Regions from separate parts of the Homo sapiens genome. Here region 1 is linked to region 2. Evidence: chromatin contacts called from ENCODE Hi-C data. All regions are on one chromosome and are shown on one strand. The core of a region is the stretch at or near the end of the contact, and the rest is flanking DNA. Distances in the headings are between cores, read along the strand shown. Region 1 holds the start of FYB1 (FYN binding protein 1). Region 2 overlaps EGFLAM (EGF like, fibronectin type III and laminin G domains).

What was found. Hi-C counts contacts between places; a loop is a spot of excess contacts on that map. Pooled maps may share reads with other maps.
Region 1: a loop to region 2 is called in a map with no recorded cell type, with 2.9 times the contacts of the local background. The contact joins the promoter of FYB1 here to the enhancer-like site in region 2. A Hi-C loop is called at or near these places in 1 of 168 maps with a recorded cell type or tissue (naive thymus-derived CD4-positive, alpha-beta T cell), 3 of 37 single-sample maps with no recorded cell type and 7 of 50 pooled maps.

The regions. Positions count from the first base shown.
Region 1 is chr5:39,217,921-39,220,830 of GRCh38, forward strand. It overlaps FYB1 (FYN binding protein 1), which reads right to left and starts at 1,643. Exons shown (of 19, transcript NM_001465.6): 1 at 1,523-1,643. RefSeq lists an enhancer at 2,719-2,910.
Region 2 is chr5:38,448,928-38,452,064 of GRCh38, forward strand. It overlaps EGFLAM (EGF like, fibronectin type III and laminin G domains), which reads left to right. Exons shown (of 22, transcript NM_152403.4): 19 at 2,388-2,531. All of the region lies in intron 1 of EGFLAM-AS5 (EGFLAM antisense RNA 5), which reads right to left. Among named protein-coding and RNA genes, the nearest start is that of EGFLAM-AS5, 18 kb to the right of the region's middle. Within about 2 kb of position 1,849, at least 2 of the 41 ENCODE cell types and tissues checked have a DNase peak (open chromatin) inside an H3K27ac peak, as active enhancers do.

The DNA.
Region 1 (2,910 bases), core at 393-2,892, 770 kb after region 2:
AAAGCTTCAAAGCCACCGCCTGCACTTACTCTTTAGACCACTAGATGTCAGTGTGATTGCTCTATGAAGCAGCCGTAACTTGGCAAGGTGCAGCATTGCACCAGAAATCAGCTGCTGCGAGCTTCCAAGCCTCTGGACTCCAGCAGAAGCTGGGGGGAATTTGAAGCCCAATGGTAGTAAACAAATAATGGACATGACAGTCAGGCAGTGTGGATTTCAACCTTTACAATAATTTCTCAAGGGAAATGGAAACCTTTTTAGCCTTTCCTTTTTGAAACGGATGGTCAACTTTTCCACGGGGTGCCTTAAGTGCACCATAACGCCTTTGATATTCAGGATCGCCTTTAATGGTACATCATAAAACATGTGGTTTTATTGGAAAGAGCACCCTTATCCTCCTCCCCCTCACCTATCACTTATGATTAATTTCTTAAGGTATCGGACTATTTGAAGTGTGTGTATCTCACATTGCATGGGGACGTTTTACTCTACCTAAAACCTCCGGTGGCATTCCCATAGCATGGGCAGAAAATCACAGCCACAACTTCACCCTTCCGGTGATAAGCCCATCTGTTTCCCACGCAGAATTATTTGTATTTAATGAAAAAATATTTAAAATGGTGAATATTAATTATTATTTTACATTAGTACTCAAAAAGTGTATATAGTTTTATCCCCTCAACAACTCCATGAGATGAGTTCTATTATTATCCCCATGTTTAGATGAGAAAACTGAGACACAGAGAGGTTAAGTGGCTCTCCCAAAGTCACACAGCTAATAGAAGGCAGAGTCAGAGGCCCATTTCTATTAATTACTTCCCTGCAAATCAAGTTAAATGGGGGGAAAAGACCTTGTGAATTTTTCAGAAGAATCAGCAATGTATACAAGACAGCCAAAGGCTCCGAGGAAAATTTGGAGTTGCTGGTTGCTTTGAAAGGCCTCCTTGGCTGATCTGCAGCTGTTTGTCATCATTTATCCAGTTTGCCAGGATTCCTTCTGAGAAGGCATAATTCATGGCAGTATAGTCCCTTTCTTTAGTCTATGTAGAAATCTCATGTGAATCCTCACCTCCTGCCAGGTTTGGAGGAAATTGAAAGTTACTCTTTCTCATCAAAAGGATGGACACATATTTGTTAGGAACCAGGATGAAATAAACCATCTGTGCCCAGCTCTGTTGGCAATAAAACCTTGTTTCTGGTTTCACTGCAAGACGTTATTTAACGCTAGTGGCACCAGAGGTTCCAACAAGAACACATGAGAGGCCTTATCCAGTTACGAAAGAGCAAGTGACAGACACGTTCCCGGCCACATTTTTATCTGCTTATCATCCTTTTGGCTACCATGAGGCTGAGTTTTAGTGTCTCCTGTTCATCTCTTTTGCTATTTTCCAACAGAACATGCGTTTCCTTCAGTTATTCAGCTAGCACAGTCTGTGCTGCCAGAATTTGGAAGTGGTGCTTTTTTCCTGCTATAAAAAATTACACATTTATTTGAAAGAAGAAACCTAGGCATAGCTGTTACCTGACTCCTGCAGAAGAAGGCGGAAGGATGGCCTCCTTTAGTGGATCTTCCTGGGCCAGGGTCTGGGCCCTACTCACTTCTAGCTGTCGCATCTGCTCTGCATGTGGAACTCAAGAACTGCGGAGCTTTCTGATGCCTGGCAGGGTTTTGTCCCGGTCAGTGGTTGAGTGAGCCACACCTCCCTCCCCTGACCAGGCAAACTTAGACAAGAAAAGTTCTATTATGCCCTCAGGATATTGAGTAATAAGGAGGAGAAAGGGGAACTTAAAAGTGTCTGTTCAGCCTGGATACTTCTGCTAACATTCCCACCAAGCATGTGATATTTAAAAGGGTAAAACCAAAACAAGATTCTCCTGCCTGCCACCATGTTTATTCAAGAGGAAGAAGCTGTAAGTTCTTTGGACCCATAATCTTTCCACACACCCAGGAGTGTCACCTGCAATGGGGGCCAAAGGGGGATGCTTACAATTAGAAAGGTCCACTGGAGCATGTGGAATATTTGGAAGCTAATTGCACCTGAGGTCAGGAGGTAAAGTGGTGTGCTTGACCATATCAACTGAAGAGTGGTCACTCATGTGTGGAAAGCCCACTAGACTCACTCTGTCGGCTCTCTGTTAGACTATTCTTGAGGCTGGAAGAAATGGAGTATTTAGATGATAATCCATGTGAAAAGACCACCAGTGGGGCTGAGTGTAGTGGGTCATGCCTGTAATCCCGGTACTTTGGAAGGCTGAGGCAGGAGGATTGCTTGAGACCAGGAGTTCAAGACCAGTCTTGACAACATGGTGAGACCCTGTCTCTACAAAAATAAAAAAAAAATTAGCCAAGTGTGATGGTGCATGCCTGTAGCCCCAGACATTTGGGAAGCTGAGGTGGGAGGATTTCTTGAGCACAGGAGTTCAAGGCTTCAGTGAGCTATGATTGCACCACCATTGCACTCCAGCCTGGGTAACAGAGCAAGATCCTGTCTGAAGGAAAAAAAAAAAAGAAGAAAGAAAGAAAGAAAAATAAAGAGAAGGAAAGAAAGAAAGAAACTCAAAAAAGAAAAGAGAAAAAAAGAAAAGAAAAGACAAGAAAAGAAAAGAAACCCCCCAAAACAGAGGCTACCATTGGGACTAAATGAGATTTTAACAAATTGTGATTGTGAAATTAACCTCCCCCACCTTCCTTCTACTCATTCATTCATAAACATCAAACACTTACTGTGTGGGTCAAGCACTGGCCAAGACTAGAAAGATGGAGAAGACAAGGATTTTCCACTCAGTGGCTTATAATCTTACAGACGTTATGCCAGAGATGGTCACTTTCCTCCCCGTATGATTTTCCCTTCTTATAGAGTAGTAGGGTCAGCAAACTATGGCCCGCATGCCAAATCTGGCCTGTGGAAT
Region 2 (3,137 bases), core at 599-3,098:
TCTCTTCATGTGGATACAGGGAAATGCCCAAGTCACAGCCATGGCATCTCACCCCTGGTGGCAGAAGTCCCAGCCCTGGCCTGGAGTCCTCGCTCTTGGTTTGGAATAGCCTTTGACATGGCAAAATCCTCAACTCGGTCAAGCTTGTCTTTGGCACTTTCAGTTTGCCCCTTATCTCTTTCTTTCCCTTCCCCAGTTCTTTGTGGTTTCTAGTGTGCTATTCCCCTTTCTGCTCCCCACACAATCATTCTGGGATTTTCCTTCCTCTTCAGATTGACTGCATCTTAACACACAAGGGCAAATCTTTAAGCGAAAGGCATCCAGTTCTTAGGGTGGAGTTTGGTGGCTTTTCAGGGAACAAAATGTGGTTGGGAGGAATTCTCCTAGGGCATTGGATGTCCCTGGTAACGCCCAACACACACCAGGCAGACACTGCTTCACTTCTCTAATCCCAGGTTGTATTAATCTACGTTGTCTTGGCATGGGGACTTAGGTAAAATGGATTCCCAGCCAAGAGAGACCGTCCTCCTTCTTCAGCCCTTTCTCTCCAAAGATGGAAGGTCATTCAGTCCCTAGAAAGCAGTGACAGCGTGAAAGGGGCCCAAGCCTTCAGTCTCTGGGGGTTAGTGAGAGACCACTAGGTGGTTTGGGGGAGTAGAGGGGCTTGATGAGAGCAGGAGACATGAGGCCCAAAACCACAGCTACCTCAAGGGCCATAGTGTGTGTGTATGTGTGTGTGCGCATGCATGTGTGTGTGTGTGTGTGTATGTATATGAAAGTATAAATGCATGTGTGTGAGGCTGCAGGTAAAAGTCAAGTTCAGGGTCTATTTCAGTCAGATATCTTTGGTGCCAAGTAACAGAAAGTTCAGCTTAAAATGCCTTACCCATGAGGGATATTTACTATTTCATATCACAAGGAGTCCAGACTTACACTGGATCTTGGGTTGATTAATTAAGAGAAGCAGCTGTACCCTCAAATATTCCAATCTCATCCCTATTTCTTGCTTGCTGTCCTCAGCGTCTTCTCCAGAGGCCACTCCCCAGCTGCCCATAAGCTGCACATAAGATGACTCTGACTACATCCAGTGGAAGTCCAAAAGACTTTTTTTCTCATATGACTCTTTTTAAAAGAGAAGGAATTCTTCCCAGAATTGTATCTCATTGGACAAAAGGGATATGATTGTGTCTCTTCTGTGCTGCCACATGCCTGCCCCTAAACCAATCACTGGCAAGAGAAATGAGAACCTCTTGATTGGCTTGTAACCAATCAATATACCCAAGGCAAATGGGAGAGGGAAGGAACCTGAGCGAAAATCTGGGCAAAGCAGGTCTCTAGGGAATGGGTCAGTGCTAGATTGTGCTGAACCTGGCCTGGGGGGCCTCGCTCTTCCCTCACTGTTCTGAGGCCCTGCATGGGAAATGCAAACTTGGTCTCTTCCTGACGAGCTCAGGCTCTGGGAAGCCTAGATAATAGTTCCCTCCACTGTTCACGATTGAGGACACTGCAGACACAGACCCAGGTGTGTGAGACAGACAGAGGGATGGCTCAAGTGACTAGAGAATGGACAAAGAAACTTTTCCAATGACATTATGCTAGTAGCAATGTTAAATTATGTTTCCTCCTATCTCACCCTTGATTCAAGGACCTCAGCCTTCCTCTTTTCTCTGTGCAAGATGAAACACTGATCACACTAATAAGAATGAATTTCTGAACTAGTCTATTCCCAAGCATTGCTAAGAGCATGTCAGCCTGTGAACCTATTCCCAGCCGTGGCTATAGAGCATGGAGCTGGCCTAGCCTGAGCACCCCTCCTTTCCTCGAAGCTTCCTGTTCTTCTCCACCCTGGCTCTGCCTCAACACCACTCCAGACCATTCACTATCAGGCCTTGTTCCTTTGTCTGAGACGCCATCGCTTGGGTATTTTCCCTGTCTAGACCTTGTCCCCAAGGACAGTCACCGGCCAGAGCTGGCCATCCACAGCCGTGGTCCTAGCCCAGAGTGGCTGCCAATTTGAACCTCTTGGTAATTAGGAAACACACTTTCTGTTGGGGAATGGGGCCCCTGAGTAGTAAAACAGGAAAGAGAAAAGAATGAGGTGTGTATGGGGGTGCAGCCTAAGCTGTGACATTGGCCATAGTCTTGCTAATCTGTCACTCAGCAAATGCTCTCTGGTGGGGTTCACAGTGCTTGGGGAGAGAGACTGCTGCTGAGTGAGCAGTCCAGACCTTTAGACCCGTGGTGCGACTCGTGGTAATGAAGTAAGTGTCAGAAAGTGCCAGACTATCCTTACATCTGGTTCCTCAGGGCTGGCAGACAAAACTGGAATTACTCGGAAACAGATGTTGGTGGTTGATTTGGTGGACTTATTTGTGTATTTCCTCCAGGGTGTCAGGATCAAGATCAAATGTGTTCATGAGGTTTAAAACAACTGCCAAGGATGGCCTTTTGCTGTGGAGGGGAGACAGCCCCATGAGACCCAACAGCGACTTCATTTCCTTGGGCCTTCGGGATGGAGCCCTCGTGTTCAGGTAACCCCCTCTCCATCTGCCTTCAGCAGCACCTTGCGATTTTCTCAGACATTGCAGATCATGCCAGAGTGATTCAGAAGGGAGCCAGAACACAGTCTGCTGGAATTGGCTGAAGCCTGAAGCTTCAAGGCTTATTGGAAGCTCCTGGTCTTTCTTTCCAACATTCATCTTATAGAGCAGCAGTCAGCAAACTATGGCCTGCAGGCCAAATCTGACCCACCACTCTTTTTTGTAAATAAAGTCTTGCTGGGGCCGGGCACAGTGGCTCACGCCTGTAATCCTAGCACTTCGGGAGGCCGAGGTGGGCAGATCATTTAAGATCAGGAGTTTGAGACCAGCCTGAGCAACATGGAGAAACCCCATCTCTACTAAAAAATACAAAAATTAGCCGGGTGTGGTGGCAGGCACCTGTAATCCCAGCTACTAGGGAGGCTGAGGCAGGAAAATGGCTTGAACCCATGAGGCAGATGTTGCAGTGAGCTGAGATCGCGCTACTGCACTCCAGCCTGGGTGACAGAGCAAGACTCCATCTCAAAAAAAAAAAAAAAAAAAAGAGTACAGCAGTATTCCAACAGGACTTTTTTTTTTTTTTTTTGAGACAGGGTC